Linked DNA regions of Homo sapiens: region 2 is linked to region 1. A link is a loop called in an ENCODE intact Hi-C map of the cell type or tissue named here. Cell type or tissue: heart left ventricle. All regions are shown on one strand.

Region 1 (8,000 bases):
AGGGGCTAGCCTGGAGCCTGAGTCTCTGGGGGCCAGTCTAGTGCTGCGGTCTACTGAGATAGGCTGGACCCTGGGTCTACTAGGGTTTGGGGCCATAGGGAACATCATGGTACTGGCTCAGAGACAGCTAGGGACAGTACTTTTGCCTCAGAGATCACTGAAATTATTCAAACTGGCCAATCTTGAGACACTTACCCTGCCTCACCTGCTCCTTCTTGCAGGAACCACAGAAAAGGTTTGCCCACATTTCTCCCTCACTCCCTCTATCTCTTGACTGAAAAAGGTGCTTTCTATGTGCCCCCCTGCCCTACCCTTCCCATGGCAAGGTGTGGCTCTCCTTTGAGATATGTGAGTATAACAAACTCTCTTTTAAAAGGCAGTAATCTCCTGATATGTTCGCTTTGTCATACCTAAATAATATTAAATACCTAAATAATATTAAAACCCAATTTTTTAAAAAGGAGCTTGGAAGGCAAAGGACTAGAAAATCAGTAGCAAGGATGTCTGTGGTAGGGAAAGAGGACCAAAATGTGAGGAGACATTTACTGTGAAGACTTGTGTATTACATATTAACACCTGCTGGGAAGCATCTATGATAGATTAGACCCTGACAGCCAAGATGAAAAACTCAACAAGTTGACATTAACCAGCTTTCTTTTTTCTTTTTTTCTTTCTTTCTTTCTTTTTTTTTTTTTTTTGCGACAGGGTCTAGCTCTGTCGCCCAGGTTGGAATGCAGAGGTGCGGTCTCCCCTTACTGCAACCTCTGACTTCCAGGCTCAAGCCATCCTCCCACGTCAGCCTCCCAAGTAGCTGGGATAACTAGCCTTCATCACCATACCTGGAGAAGTAACTGCAACACAAGGTAGAGGACAGTGGTGAGCATGGAAATGCACTGCTTAGATCTCCTGCTGCTTCAGGGTGTGCAACTGATGGATGCCCCCAGCTACTGTCCTCTGCATCTGCCACTATGTCTGTGCAGAAGTCATGGATGCTTCCATCAGGTTACTCCCAGCCAATGACTGAGTGAGGCCCGAACACTAAGGCAGGCTCATTCTGAGACCTGGGCCTCTTCTGATAGGTGACTTCAGTTCAAGCGTTGTCTTTCAGCCTGACTGGCACTTTACCAATGTTGTAATTCATTCTGAGACTCTTCCTCCTTCCTTCTCTCCTCCCTCAGAGCAGGCAGCCCTGCATCATGGTCTCATGCTCTCCTTGCCACTTTGGCTACCTCCCTTTGTCCCTCACAGGCATTTTCCCTGACACACACTCTTGATTACCTAATCCTGTCTAGGTATCTGCTTTTCAGAGTGAGTCCTAAACAAACCTACTCACCTATAGTTTTGGTTTGAATAGTTCAGGAAATGTTGAAAAAAGGGAGAAGAAGAGGAAGAAGATGGGAGAAAAGAACATGCTTTTTTTTTCCTTAATAGTTATTACTATCAAGTCAAGATGATTAAATTCCGTTAGAAACATTAAAAAGATTAAGGTTGCTTTTTAAATGAAAGGACAATATTCATCATATTCTTAAAAGTTTATTCTTTGTAACTATTATGCAATTATGATAAAAATGTTAGATGTCAACTTAAAGCATGCTAGGGAATAATTGGCTTTTCAAAATTTGTTTATAATAGTTACAAATAAAATTTTGGAAGACTTGTCCAGACTTCTACTACCTTTGTGGTCCTTAACTAAATGTGAAATATTAATCATATCCTTTTTTCAGATCCTAAGGGAAAAGCCATAAAGGATGGAGAGAGAGACAGGGAGAGAGAGAGGAGATCCAGCAGTCTTACAGATTTTTCTGTGGTTTTAAATATACAATGCTTTATCTCTTTGTCTTCTTGTCATATTAACAAGCATTTAACTCTGAAATGACATCTTGGGCCTGGGAAGATCATGGACAAATTGGAGACCAGTTATCCAAATCAGAGCCTGTAGCACCAGCGTCTCCTCAGGCTTGGCTAAGGAGTTTCCACCTCGAGAGAGAAGAGAGAATCAGGGATGTAGGAAGGTGAAAAGGTTCAGGGAAGGTTCAGCCTGGCTGGTACTTTGTCAATGCCAGGTGACATGGCATTGCAGGAGACATGAATTTGTGTCCTGGGGCACTGTGGCAGAAATCCTGCTAAGTACTCTCCTTCACAGAAAACTGAGATATGCTGCCCCAGAATCAGGGACTGGGGATCAGGGACTCTAGGCAAGCCATCCTAAGGAATAATGAATTTATAATCCCTGACCTTACAATTTAAATATGAAGAGAAAGGTGCTGTGAAAGGTATCGTGAAAAACTAAAATAATAACAATAAAAATTCAATAACCCTTGAGCAACTTAGAGATTATCTTGTCCAAATGTCCCCTTCATACAGAAGAGAAGGGTGATGCCCCTTATGTGAAATGGACAGTGCATATCCTGAGCAAGGAGGTCTATTGAGCCACCCGCTTCACTGTTCCGAGGCAGATCTGTGGGCCAACCCAACTTGAAAGATCTGATCTCAATGATTTCCAGGGGCATGGGCAGTTATCAACTCCTTCTAAGATGAATGCTTCTGCAGGAAGGTTTCAGGCGCAGCCGAGAAGGGCAGATCTGGGGCTCCTTACCTCAATCCAAAGTCCACCAAAGCTCTGTACACTGATGTTGACAGTTGAAGAAGCAATACTTCTCGATCCCCAGGCAGGCTTTATAGTGCAGCACACAGGTAAGAGGGTGAAAGGGCAGGATAGAGTAAACTCTGGGCAATATCCAGGTTTCGGTGCAGCTGGAGAAAGATGCCACAGGGTGAGTCGAGGGCAACCATAAGTCACTTCCAGGTATCAGGGCCAGCTCGTTCCACGGATTCCTCAGAGGAAATGTTCCCTAACCCCACCCACACCCAGGATTGTCACGCCTTACTCACTCACACTCTTCAGGATTCCAGGCTGAACCATGCGGAGGCCAAAGAGGACGGTCACAGAGAGTAGAGAGAGGCTGCTCAGCTTCTTGGTGCAAGAAAAGGGCGTGGGTGCACCTGGAGGCTGGACGAGTCTATGTCAGTTCTGGCGGGGCTCCACCAGCAGGCGGCGCTGTGGCTCTGGGGGCTGGAGGTCAGAGGTGCCTCAACTTGACCCGGAACCATCAGCTGTTTCCTTTCACCTCCAGGAAGAGATAACGTGAAACCATTTGTGCGGTATAATTTATGAGAGCCCTCGTGGACTGCCTTTCTTCAGGGTGTTGCAGGGCTGCCCTGGCTCTTCCTTATTCTGACTTTATCCAGCGGCTTTTGAGGCAATAGGAGGGCATTGTCTTTCCCCAGGCTTGTATCAGGTCTGACCAACTCCCCTCGTCCCAGTGTGTATCCAGAACAATTGAAACCCACCCCTCCCAGCGGTGTTCACATATGGGTGCGTTTGGGGTACCACATCGAAGTTGAAACACACACAAAGCTAGATATTGTGCTATCAGTAAGATAATTTCTAGATTCATAGAAAATATAAATGCATTATGAACTACAGAGAAATAAGTTTCAGTTGCGTTATTAGTGTTTGCTCCTTTAACTCCTGTCTTTATGTTGCCATGACTCTGCAAAAACTTTATTTGTTGATAAAATTAAAAGTCTAACTAGGTTATTTTGTAATGTGACCCCTAGGCTAAATAACCGTTCTGCCTCTCTGCACTCCTGTAAAAGTGTGTGATGTACCTACTCACTTGGTGGCTGAGAACATAGCTATCAGTAATGGTGAGAAATGGGTTATGAGTGCACACAGGAAAATTGGTACCTGATGTGGAAGGTAGAGAAATACTGAGGAAAAAGCTCTCTGAAGCAGGTGTTCTATCTATCTATCTATCTGTCTATCTATCTATCTATCTATCTATCTATCTATCTATCTATCATCTGTCTATCATCAACATCATCATCATCATCCTTTCCTCTCTTTCTAGTGCAATCTGTGGTTACCTCCTAGCTGTGTGTCTTTTTGCTGTTTTATGACACAAAGCTGGAAAGTTGATATATCTTTGAGGTAGGACAGTAAAGGTATATTGCTGGCCTTGCCAGCTGAAGGCAAATTGCTTCTGGTGGGCCTTATGGACAGGAATGGAGGAAAAGGCATTTGCCAAGTCAATGGCTGTACACCAGGTACCAGGAAATGTGTTAATTTGCTCAAGCAATGAAACCATATCTGGTACAGCAGCTGCAATTGGCGTCACCACTTGGTTAAGCTTATGATAATCCACTGTCAGTCTTTAAGATCCATCTGTGTTCTGCCCAGGCCAAGTGGGAGAGTTGATCGGGGACGTAGAGGGAATCACCACTCTTGGGTCTTTCAAGTCCTTGAAAGTGGCGCTAATCTCGGTAATCCCTCCAGGGATGTGGTATTGTTTTTGATTTACCATTTTCCTAGGTAGAGGTAGCTCTAATGGCTTCCACTGGCCTTTCCCACCATAATAGCCCTCACCCTACCAGTCAGGGAGCCAATGTGGGGGTTCTGCCAGCTGTTAAGTATGGCTATGCCAATTACGCATTCTGGCACTGGGGAAATGACCACAGGATGAGTCCAGGGGCCCACTGGACCCACTATAAGTTGGACCTGAGCCAAAACTCCGTTAATTACCTGATCTCCATAAGCCCTTACTTTTGGTCCTGGAGGACCACAATGATGTTTTGGGTCCCCTGGAATCAACGTCAGCTCAGAGCCAGTGTCCAGTAGTCCCTGAAATGTCTGATCATTTCCCTTTCCCCAGTACACAGTTCCCCTGGTAAAAAGCCAGAGGTCTCCTTGGGAAAGGATGGGAAAAAGATTCACTGCATAAATTGGTCATAGGGTAGTGGGGTCTTTCCTCAAGGGGCCCTGGCCTCCCCTTCATTCAAGGGGTTCTGGGTCTGTAAACTGGTTCAAGTCTGGAAATTGATTGAGGGGCCATGATTCTCTGCTTTTATAATTCAAATTAGTCTTTTGTCCATTCGACCTAGAAGTTTTATGCTTGTATAAATTAAATAGGAATGCAGTAGGCCTCCTATCAATTTCACTTTTTAGGAACACTAGGATTAATTAGCCAGTGCCAGAGCTCTACATGAGTCAGACTGATTGCTGCTTTGCCTCTGCTTTCCATTATGGTAGCTACACCCACCTTGCCTTTGACAGTTGAGTGCTGCCACTTGGCTCCTGCCACCTCGGGCTTCAGTTATTCCCATTGTATTTAAGTTTTGTAGTTAAGTGACTGCGGTTCCCACTGTTAGATCTGACATACAGAAAAGAGCAAATACAGGGCTCTTCAAAGATGAGGGTGCTGACCTCACAAATCGATTTCACAAGGCATTGGTCAAGGGTGTATCTTCTGGACCCTCCCAGCTGGGATGAGTAGGTCTAAAGTGACTAATTCGCTCCAGCATCCCAATCTCCCTAAGCCTTTGGATCCCTTCCTCTACATTAAGCCAAGGGAGATCAGGCATTTCCAGCTCATTCACAGTGGGCCATCTTTTAATCCATATTTCAGCTAAACAAGCAAATAAACTATTAGAACCTTTTAAAACTCCCTGAGCTGCAACATTAAATGCAGAGTCCCTACTTAGTGGGCCTAAATAAAGAAATTCAGCCTGATCCAACTCTATGTTCCTTCCACCATTATCCCACACCCCTAATATCCATGTCCATGCCTGTTCTCCAGATTTCTGCTTATATAAATGAGAAAACTCAAGCAATTCTTTTTGAGTGTAGTGCATCTCCTCATGGGTCACACTCTCAACCTCACCTCTAGGGGCCTGCTGGGACTTTAGTCTACTTATAGTTCTAGAAGCAAACAGGGGTGTTGGGGGTGGCTCCTGAGGAGAATCAACATTATCTTGCCTGGCAACTGCCTCAGGGGAGGCCATCACTGTTGTCTCAGGCAGCACAGGGTTTATCTCCCCAGACAAAGGTGGAAAGGCTGATGGCAGCACAGGTCAGCGAGGTGATGTTGCCACTACTGGGGATGAGGAAGCTGTTTCTTCTGGCAAAAAAAGGTTCATCAGAGTTTACAAACTCAGTGTCCTCAGCTTCATCAGGGTCCTCCCACATGTCCCCATTCCAAGTTGCAGGGTCCCATTCTTTTCCAATCAATGACACCTGGCGAGGCTGTGCATGCACCTTTTGTTGCAGGTCAGCCACTCACATGATAAGAGCTTGTGTCTGTTTTTCCACAATTTCAGCTCTTTCTCTAAAGGAGATAAGACTCTCAGTCAGGGCAATCTTAGCAGATTTGAGACTCAGTATCTGCTTCTGAAGCTGGGAGATAGAATCCCTGAGTTCATCATTTTCTTTCATCACTTCGTCCACTGAACTTAGGAGCAACCAACCAGCTTCATTATGTTCCTTGGTTCTCCACATATGGTCAAAGGTATTATGTATAGAGTCACTAAACTCCTTGCCTCTCACAAGCAGTGAATCAGGAGTGTCAAATGTGCTTATTTTGCATAACTCTCTAAACAGTTAATGCCAAGGACTATCAGTGTTCTCCATACTACTATTAGAACTAGAGTCCTTAGAATTTTTTGTTCTAATCATATTAAGCAGCAAACTCCAGAAACCCCAAACCAATGAAAGAACTCCATTTTTAATATTCTGTTCCTCTAGAACCACTCTTGGTACCAAAATCTGTATTAGTCAGGGTTCTCTAGAGGGACATACCTAATAGGAGGTATGTATATATATATATATATGGAGTAACTCACATGATTGCAAGGTCCCACAATAGGCCATCTGCGAGCTAAGGAGCAAGGAGAGCCAGTCCAAGTCCCAAAACTAAAGAACTTGGAGTCTGATGTTCAAAGGCAGGAAGCATCCAGCATGGGAGAAAGATGTAGGCTGGGAGACTAGGCCAGTCTAGTCTTTTCACATTTTTCTGCCTGCTTTATATTACAGCCACACAGGCAGCTGATTAGTTGGTGCCCACCCAGATTAAGGGTGGGTCTGCCTTTCCTAGCCCACTGACTCAAATGTTAATCAAATGTTAATCTCCTTTGGCAACACCCTCAAAGACACACCCAGGATCAATACTTTGCATCCTTCAATCCAATCAAGTTGACACTATGTATTAACCATCACAGTAGTTTCATAGAAATAGCATTGAATCTGTAAATTGCTTTGGGCATTATGGCCATTTTAACAATATTGATTCTTTCTTTCCATGAGTATGAAATGTTTTTCCATCTGTTTGTGTAAACTCTGATTTCGTTCAGCAGTGTTTTGTCATAATTGTAGTAGAGATGTTTTACCTTTCTGGTTAGTTGTATTCCTAGGTATTTTATTTTATTTTTGTGGCAATTGTGAATGGGATTGCATTCTTAGTTTGGCACTCAGGTTGGACATTGTTGGCGTACAGAAATGCTACTTACTTTTGTACATTGATTTTGTATATCATACAGGAGCTAGGGCCTGCCACAGGGGCCTCACAGTTCTGCCTGGTGCCCTATACTACTGTGGCTGAGCTGGCACCCAAGTTGCAAGACAAAGTCCTCTTAACTCGTCCCTCTCCTCTTGTCAAGCAGAAGAAAGGGATCTCTTTCAGAGCTGTGTGCTGCACTGCCTGGGGTTGAGGGAGGGTGATGCAAGCACTCCTTCAGCTGCCCAGGCTGGTGCCTCACTAGGTCGCATGCACCCCATGTCCACTGGCCTCTGAGCCCAGCACAGCACTAGGATTTGTCCAGGAGTTGTAGTCCTTGTGGCCTAGACGGCCTTTCAAGTTTATTTAGTAGCCCATAGCACTTTAGCCTGCAGTGGCGAGGCTTGCCAAAACTCAAGTTCCAACTGCTGGAATGGGTGATTGTCCTCTGGCTAAGGGTCATCTAAATGCGCCCTCCGTGGGCATCGGCTGAGTTATTTCTGGTGTTGACAGCACTGAGTTCCAATGCAGAGTCCCACAAGCACTGAGCTCTCCCTCTCCCAGTGCACGTATTTTCTCTCTGTGCCATGCAGCCTCTGCCGGGGGATGAGGAGGGGGTTGGCGTCAGCAATTCAAGACTCTTTCATATCCTCTACAGTGTCTCTTTCA
Region 2 (8,000 bases), 140 kb after region 1:
CCTTGTGGCTTGTATTAAATTAACCAAAATTAGCTCTAACTCAGGAAAAGGTTATCCCTTGGTTTTGTCAACTGTCTGAAATAGCTTGCTTTCCCAGCATTATTTTTATGCATATACTTTCCTATTTTTGTTGGCAGACTTACCTAATGGAAGGTTTTTGTTTCCCTTCTCTGTGCCCAGTCTTCCTGGTCCACCTACAATTTTGTGGTCACCTCCGTCTAGTCCCCAAGTACCCTCTGGGTCAGAATCAGGTTTTATATTAGTAGCTCAGAGCCATCCTGACCTGGTTCTTGGTTCTAAATCCCAAAACCATAGTGTGTTAGCACTGGAAGGCGTCTCGAAGATCATCTAGGCCAAATCAACCATTTCTCAGCAGAAGAAAACTGAGACTTGAGAGGAGGAGCCCTGCTCAAGTCACCTGCCAGGTAGAGTTACCCCCATGGGCACTCCCTGGGGCCTGTTCCCTGCTGCCACATGCCTCTTGACTCAATCTGGCTTCTCGAATCCAACTGAGCCTTCTCCAGCCAGCATCCAATACTTCTTCCTAACTCTTGTTTACTCATTCAATCCCTCACAAATGCCTACTGGGAATACAAATGTGAATAAGAAACACATAGACACAATTACGACTAAGAGGTAAACTGTGGGATTAGCATGACCTGAGTTCAAAGACTAGCTCGACAATTTGTTTCCTGTGTGATCTTGGGCAAGTGAAGAGACTTCTGCTGTTTTCATTAACCTATGTGAAGCAGACTTATTCATGCATTCCTAGGGTTACTGGGACAAGTAAATGGCAGAACAATCATCAAGCACCCAGCTCAGTGTCTGGCTTGCAGTAAGTCTAAAAGAGTGGTTATTATTATTATCATTACAATGTCCTTCCTGCCAGGTTGGATCTCAGAGGGGATGTCAGTCTCTTCTGTCACTTCAGACACTCATCTCTGGGGAGATCTAGTTCAGACTAGTTGACCACTAGCCCAACCTGGTTCTGTCTCCTCTGTCTAAGACTGCAGTTCCCTCTCCACTGCCTTAGCTTTGCTATCTTTAGCTTTGGCTGGAGTCCCTCTACTCTGTGCACCATTCTCTCTGAATGGAAGCTCAGAGACAAGAATTCTTGGGAACTTGTTTCTGATTCAATGCATAATCTTGAATGGCTTGGGAGGGGTAAGGTATTGCCCTTCCCAAGCCTTAATTTTCCCATCTGTATAAAGAGTGTGCTGGGTTGTGTTAAGTCAAGGTGAAGACCCCTCCTAGCACTGACACTCCTGGGCCTCCAGGAAATGCCATGCTTTCTCCATCCCCCCAGCCCCAGTAGAGGTGAACCCTTAGCCAGCTCCCACCTCCAAGCAGGTTTCTTTGGGAAGGGCAGGGGTTTCTTTCTTAGATGGGGCCATTCTGGCTGTCCCGATTCCACTCTGAGGCCTTATTTCTCTGTCAGGGCTTCTTTATCTGAGGTCCTTAGATCCCTTCTGGGATCCATAAATCCCAGGAAATGATATGCCACTGTCATGTGCATTTTTCAGAGGTGTGAGTTCATCAGCTTCTCAAAATGGCTTAGATCCCAAAAAGATTAAGACCCATTGCTGGAAGTCTAGTTCATGCCTCTATCACTTAAATTCTGATTTCCTTGTCTGTTGGATGCTCCTCTGATGTTCCCCAACCTTCTCCTTTTTTCTACATTACATCTACCTGTTAATCTGTATCTTCCTGCACTGGACTGAGAGCCCTTTGAGAGTAGGGACTGTATCAATCTTTTTCACCTCTGTATTCATAGCAAAATAACACATACCCAGTACTCAATAACTAGGGATGCTAGCTCTATGAATGTAGGAACCTTTGTGTTTGGTTCATATCTTTGTCTTAGATGCAAGGCATAGGACCTGACACATAGTCAGTGCTCAATAAACATCAGATGCAGAAAATAACTTGTGGAATGAACAAGTGAATGCATTCAGAAAGAAGCCACTTCACTCTCCAACTTTGCCCATCCCTGGGGCCCCTAAACCGTGTCTGGACATTTATGGTTTTCTTTGTTCTTAATTAGAAAAGGTCCTTTAAAAATGCGAACTTATACCAAGCTGGGATAAAGGCACTGGCATATCACCCCCAGTCTGGGGTCAGGCAACTGGGTTGGTGGCCAGATGCCCTCATGGTAGTGTTGGCCACAGTGAAAAAAAAACTCTGCTAAGCTGGATGACAAAGAAAAAGATTGGGAAATTAGGAAAAATAAGGAAAGATCAGATCATTCAAATCCTCCCTGATAATCAATGGGTGACAGATGACAGATGGGACTGCAACATCTCCTACACAGATGACAACTGTGTGGTCCAACCATTCCCCAGCTGGGGTTTTCCCACCTAAACCATTCCTGACTTGTACTTGTTAAATGTCCCCCCGCCCCCAATGATTTCCCAGAATAAAATTCTATGTAGGCTGGTAAGAGGGTGCTTCTCCTCAGTGATGAAATCCCTACAGAGGGGAGCTTGAGGTCTCAGGGAAGATGAGACCTGGAATCTGAGGCAAAGGCAGAAAAGGTTTGTGTTAAAAGATAGGGAAATAGACTGATAATGGGAGAGCTTGAATGACTTCCACCAACAGTCACCCCAGAAATGATTTTTATCAGAGACATACCGGGGCATTTCTGGCAATCTCTCAAGGGCTTAGAGGAAGGCATCCCATTTATCAAATTGCTAATGAAGGAAGCTGCAATCTGTCATGAGGAATTGAAGTTTGGAGCTCTGACAAGACCTTGAAAAAAAGAACATTGGAGATTAAGTGTCTGTCAACCAGAGCTGAACACTATCCACAAGAGAGGCCTGGGACCAGAGGGGGATTCTCTAAACTATTAAACCTTAAAGCATGAATCATTTTTAGTTCTATCATACATATAATTTACATTTAATAAAATGCACAGGTTTCAAATGTACTAGTTGATGTGTTTTAATAAATGTATACACACATGTAACCACTGCCCCAGCAAGATACAGAATATTTCCATCACTCCGGAATATTTTCTTTGTGTTCCTTTATAATCAACTTTGCTACCCGCTAGGGAATAAATCCCTGCCCTAGGCAGCCACTGATCTGCTTTCTTTCACTATTGATTAGTTTTGCGTGTTCTAGAATGTCAGATATATGGAATTATATTGTATGTAATCTTTTGTCTAGTTTTTTTGGTTAAACATAATGTTTTTGAGATTCATCCACGTTGTTGCCTGTGTTGACAACCTGTTCCTTTTTATTGCTAAGTAATATTCCATTATATGAATATCCACAATCTTTTTATCCATTCTTCTATTGACAGGCATTTGGATTTTTTCTAGTTTGGGGCTATTATGAATAGAGCATTTTTAAATATTCTTTTCAAATCTTTATATGGACATATGCTTTCATTTTTCTTGAGTAAATGCCTAGGAGTAAAATTGCAAGTCATAGGGTAGATGTATATTTAACTTCATCATAAACTACCAAAATTTTCCAAAGTGGTTGTACCATTTTGAATTTCCAGCAGCAATGCATATGAATTCTAGTTGCTTCACATCCTCACCATCACTTAATATTGTCAGTCCATTTTGTCTTAGCCACTTTAGTGGATACAAAGTAATATCTCATTGTGGATTACATTTGCATTTTCTGGTAATTAACAATGTTAAGCATCTTTTCATGTGCCGATAATGACCATTCATGTATCTTCTTTTGTGAAATAGCTATTTAAGTCTTTGGCCCTTTTTTGTTTTTTGTCTTCGTGTGACTGAGTCATAGGTGCTCTTTATATATCTATATTCTGTTAATATACACATATCCTTTGCACAATGTAATCATCCGTTGTCAGGTACATGTATTGTGAATATTTTCTCCAAGTCCTAGTGACTGACTTTCATTTGCTTAATAGTTTTTTTTTTGAAGTGCAGAAGTTTTAAATCTAAAAATCAATGGCAGCCTGAAAAAATAACAGCTCCTGAGGCCATCCAACTGGCTGTCTGCCCCAGGTACAAAAAGAAGATAAGACTCTGTCGTCAGAGTGAGCTGAGGTCCAATTCCACATGCTATCTCTCATTTAACTCTCACAGTAAATTTTATGAATTAGTTAGTTTTATGGTCTCGTTATACAAATAAGAAAACTGAGGTGTAGGGATGTGTTCCTATGTCACAGTCTAAGAGATATTTCAGACTTGAGGAAAAAGTAAGAGTTTCTGTGGCCACTTCCATGGTCAAAGGAGAGGACTGCTGGAAGAGGCGCTGCCTGTAGCCTTCCTGAAGCAAATCATGGAGAGCCACACTCGACAGTGGCGTTGTGTGTCAAAGAACAATGGTAGACAGTACTGACAATCAAGGGCTAAGGAAAAGGCTATTGCTCTGATTTGAAGGGTCCTAATAAACCTTGAGATTCTTGTAGGAGCCAATGGAAATGGGAGAGAGGCTCAATGATGTAAATGACTTATATACCATACCAGTAGGTGGGGTGGGGTAAGACAAGATTTAATTTAACTTAATTTAGAAAAAAATCAAACAAAACATTTCTTACATCCAAATATTCTAGAAAAAAAAATCTGTTCCTCACAGGCATTTTCCAATGCTCTTATGAACCCTTCCTAAACATCACTTTCTTATCCACATGACATTCCATCCAGTAAAAATGTCCACCACAGTGTACTTAGCCAGTCCCCTACTGCCTGTTCATGTTATTTCTAGTTTTTGCTATTATAAAAGCCCTAACGTAAATATCACTCATCATGCACAAAACTTTTTCCTATATTTTATGTATTTCCATTGGTCCATATTTCTTGGGGCAGATGTTCAGAAGTAAAACTATGATGTCAGTGAACACCAATATTTATAAATTCCTTGGTGTTGATTGCAAGACTATTTTCCAGGAAAACTGTACTAATTTGCAGTCCCATCTGCATGTCTGAAAGAGACTCAGCAACATTTTCAGTGACTAACTGGGTTTTCCATGTACCATAATAGAGGGAAGGACAGGGGACAGGCTCCAGACCGCATACTTGAGTGTTAAGAACAGTGGCCAGGTAGATACTCCATGGAATAAATTATTAGGTTATGTTCCAGACTCTCTCCAGGAGTGGCAAGAACTCTGGGCTTGATTTCAGCTGACCTTGATTCTCGGCCCTGCTTTGTCACTTGCTAGTTATGTGTTCCTCAGCAAGTCACTGCTTCCTCTTTCAACCTCCCTTTAAGTTATCTGCAAAACGGAGACAATAATGCCTCTATCTGGAGAGGGTCGTGAAGATCAAATGATGCCGTGTATGTTCCCACTGTGTTATAAACCACAAGCTCCTGTGTAGGCTTGAGTCTTCTCTGTATTTGGTTGATGCACTCCATTCCTAGAACATCAGCATCTCTGATGAAGCTGCTAAGATCAAGTTTGGGAATAAGAAAAGTTGAAGACTCGATCCTAGACCCGGCCAGGCGCAGTGGTTCATGCCTGTAATCCCAGCACTTTGGGAGGCCGAGGAGGGCAGATCACCTGAGGTCGGGAGATGGAGACCAGCCTGACCAACGTGAAGAAACCCCGTCTCTACTGAAAATACAAGAATTAGCTGGGCGTGCAGGCGCATGCCTGTAATCCCAGCTACTCGGGAGGCTGAGGCGGGAGAATCACTTGAACTCGGGAGGCGGAGGTTGTGGTGAGTCAAGATCACGCCATTGCACTCCAGCCTGGGCAACAAGAGCGAAACTCCATCTCAAAAAAAAAAAAAAAAAAAATTCCTAGACTCAGGAGTTCCATCAAAAAAGCCCAAAATTTTCTGCCCTTAGCACAAACACGTCAAAAGCCTGAATTCAATTTTTCCCCTTCCCACCTTCCGGTCTTTTTTTTTTTTTTTTTTTTTTTTTTTAGGTGTAGAGAGCTCTGAGAACTGCCTACCCTGTACTCCACTCAGGATGCCCCCCACAGGGTGGGTGTTTCCATGTTAGTGCCTTTCCCCTTTTCAAATAGGGGAATGAGACAAGACTCACTGCTGGACTTTCCATTTTTCCTAACACTGCCCCCCTTAACCTTGCTAAGACCCAGGTCAAAGGTTTAAAGTTATTTCTTTCAATGGCACTTCACCTCTATGATCTTCCTTCTAAAACCCATAACCCCAGTCTAACCATAAGAAAATATTAGACAATGGCAGGGCGCAGTGGCTCACACCTGTAATCCCAGCACTTTGGGAGGTCGAGGCAGGTGGGTCACCTGAGGTCAGGAGTTGAGACCTGCCTGGCCAACATGGTGAGACCCTGTCTCTACTAAAAACACAAAAAAATTAGCTGGCCATGGTGGCTCACACCTGTAATCCCAGCTACTCAAGAGGCTGAAGCAAAAGAATCACTTGAACCCGGGAGGCGGAGGTTGCAGTGAGCTGAGATCATGCCACTGCACTCCAGCCTGGGTGACAGAGCAGGACTCTGCCTCAAAAAAAAAAAGAAAGAAAGAAAATATTAGACAAACCCCAGTTGAGGGGCATCCTAGAAAACACCTGACTAGTACTCCTCAAAAACATCAAGGTCATCAAAAACAAGGAAGGTGTGGGAAATTATTACAGTCCGGAAGAGCTTAACTAGCCATGGTGACTAAATGTGAATCCTGGATGGGGATCCTGAAGCAAAAATAAAACAAACAAACAAAAAAAAAACATGTTAGGTTAAAAGTATGAAAATATGAATAAAGTCTGGACTTAAGTTATAATAATGATTCAACATTTGTTCATTTGTCGTGACAAATATGTCATACTAAAGTAAAACGTTAACAATAGGATGAGGGATATTTGGAAACTCTCTGTATAATCTTCATAAGTTTTCTGTAAGCCTGAAACTATTCTTTAAAAAAAAAAAGGTGGGGCTATTTTATGTATCTCTTTATAGGCTTAGTTGAATTTCTCAGACAAGGAGAAAAAAAATTTGTTTGTAGCAAAACTCCTCAAAGAGATATCCACACGTGGTGTCTCTAATTCCTTTCTGCTTGTATCAATCTGTTCTGGCACTGCTATAAAGAAATAACTCAGACTGGGTAATTTATAAAGAAAAGAGGTTGAATTGGCTCACGGTTCTGCAGGCTGTACAGGAAGCATAGTGGCATCTGCTTGGCTTCTGGGGAGGCCTCAGAAAGTTTCTAATCATGGGGGAAAGCAAAAGGGCAGCAGGTGTTTCACATAACAGGAGCAGGAGCAACAGAGATTAGTAGGGGGGTGGGGGTGCTATACACTTTTTTTTTTTTTTTTTTTTTTTTTGAGATAGAGCTTCAGTCTTGTTGCCCAGGCTGGAATGCAATGGTGCACTCTCGGCTCACCGCAACCTCCGCCTCCCGGGTTCAAGCGATTCTCCTGCCTCAGCCTCCCGAGTAGCTGAGATTACAGGCGCCTGCCACCATGCCTGGCTAATTTTGTATTTCTAGTAGAGATGGAGTTTCACCATGTTGGTCAGGCTGGTCTTGAACTCCTGACCTCAGGTGATCCGCCCGCCTTGGCCTCTCAAAGTGCTGGGATTACAGGCATGAGCCACTGCACCTAGCCACACACTTTTAAATGACCAGATCTCATGAGAACTCACTCACTATCACGAGAACAGCACAAGGGGATGGCCCTAAACCATGCAGGAGAAATCCACCTCCACGATCCAACTGCCTCCCACCAGGCCCCACCTCCAACACTGGGCATTACAGTTCAACATGAGATTTGGTGGAGACACAGATTCAAATCATATCACCTCCCATCCTCTCTCGCCTATGCCTACTCCAACCAGTCTGCCCCCACCACCACCTTCTCATCACTCCACTGACAATGTCTTTGTCAAAGTTACCATTGTTCTCCAGCTTGCTAAGTCCATGGTCAGTTCTCATCTCTAGTCCTAGCTGGCCCACCAGCTGCACTTGCCATGGGTGATTGCTCACTCTTCCTTGATTTACTTTCTTCACTTAGCTTCAGGACAGCATGATGTCTTGGTTTTACTCCTTCCTCATGGATTGCTCCCTCAGTCTCCTTTGCTGGTTCCTCCTCTCCTCC

The links. A loop is a pair of places that touch in the nucleus more often than their neighbours do. Peaks named below come from ENCODE experiments on the same cell type or tissue, not always from the same donor. Only the 100,000 strongest peaks of a DNase experiment are listed, where the experiment ranks them.
Region 2: a loop joins it to region 1, with 2.3 times the contacts of the local background. A loop is called at or near these places in 6 of 110 quality-filtered maps.

What each region holds. Positions count from the first base shown.
Region 1 is chr20:45,135,921-45,143,920 of GRCh38, forward strand. LOC101929863 (a long non-coding RNA gene) reads right to left here and starts at 3,109. Exons shown (of 3, transcript XR_936751.3): 1 at 2,897-3,109; 2 at 2,597-2,754; 3 at 1,518-1,977. RefSeq lists an enhancer at 2,923-2,982. In heart left ventricle, a CTCF peak has its summit at 3,046 (motif pointing right); a DNase peak (open chromatin) is centred at 3,041; H3K27me3 peaks cover 1,711 bases.
Region 2 is chr20:45,271,542-45,279,541 of GRCh38, forward strand. The region is part of intron 2 of LOC105372630 (a long non-coding RNA gene); the gene reads left to right. Among named protein-coding and RNA genes, the nearest start is that of SLPI, 21 kb to the left of the region's middle. In heart left ventricle, no CTCF peak of the experiment used is centred here; no DNase peak of the experiment used is centred here; H3K27me3 peaks cover 803 bases.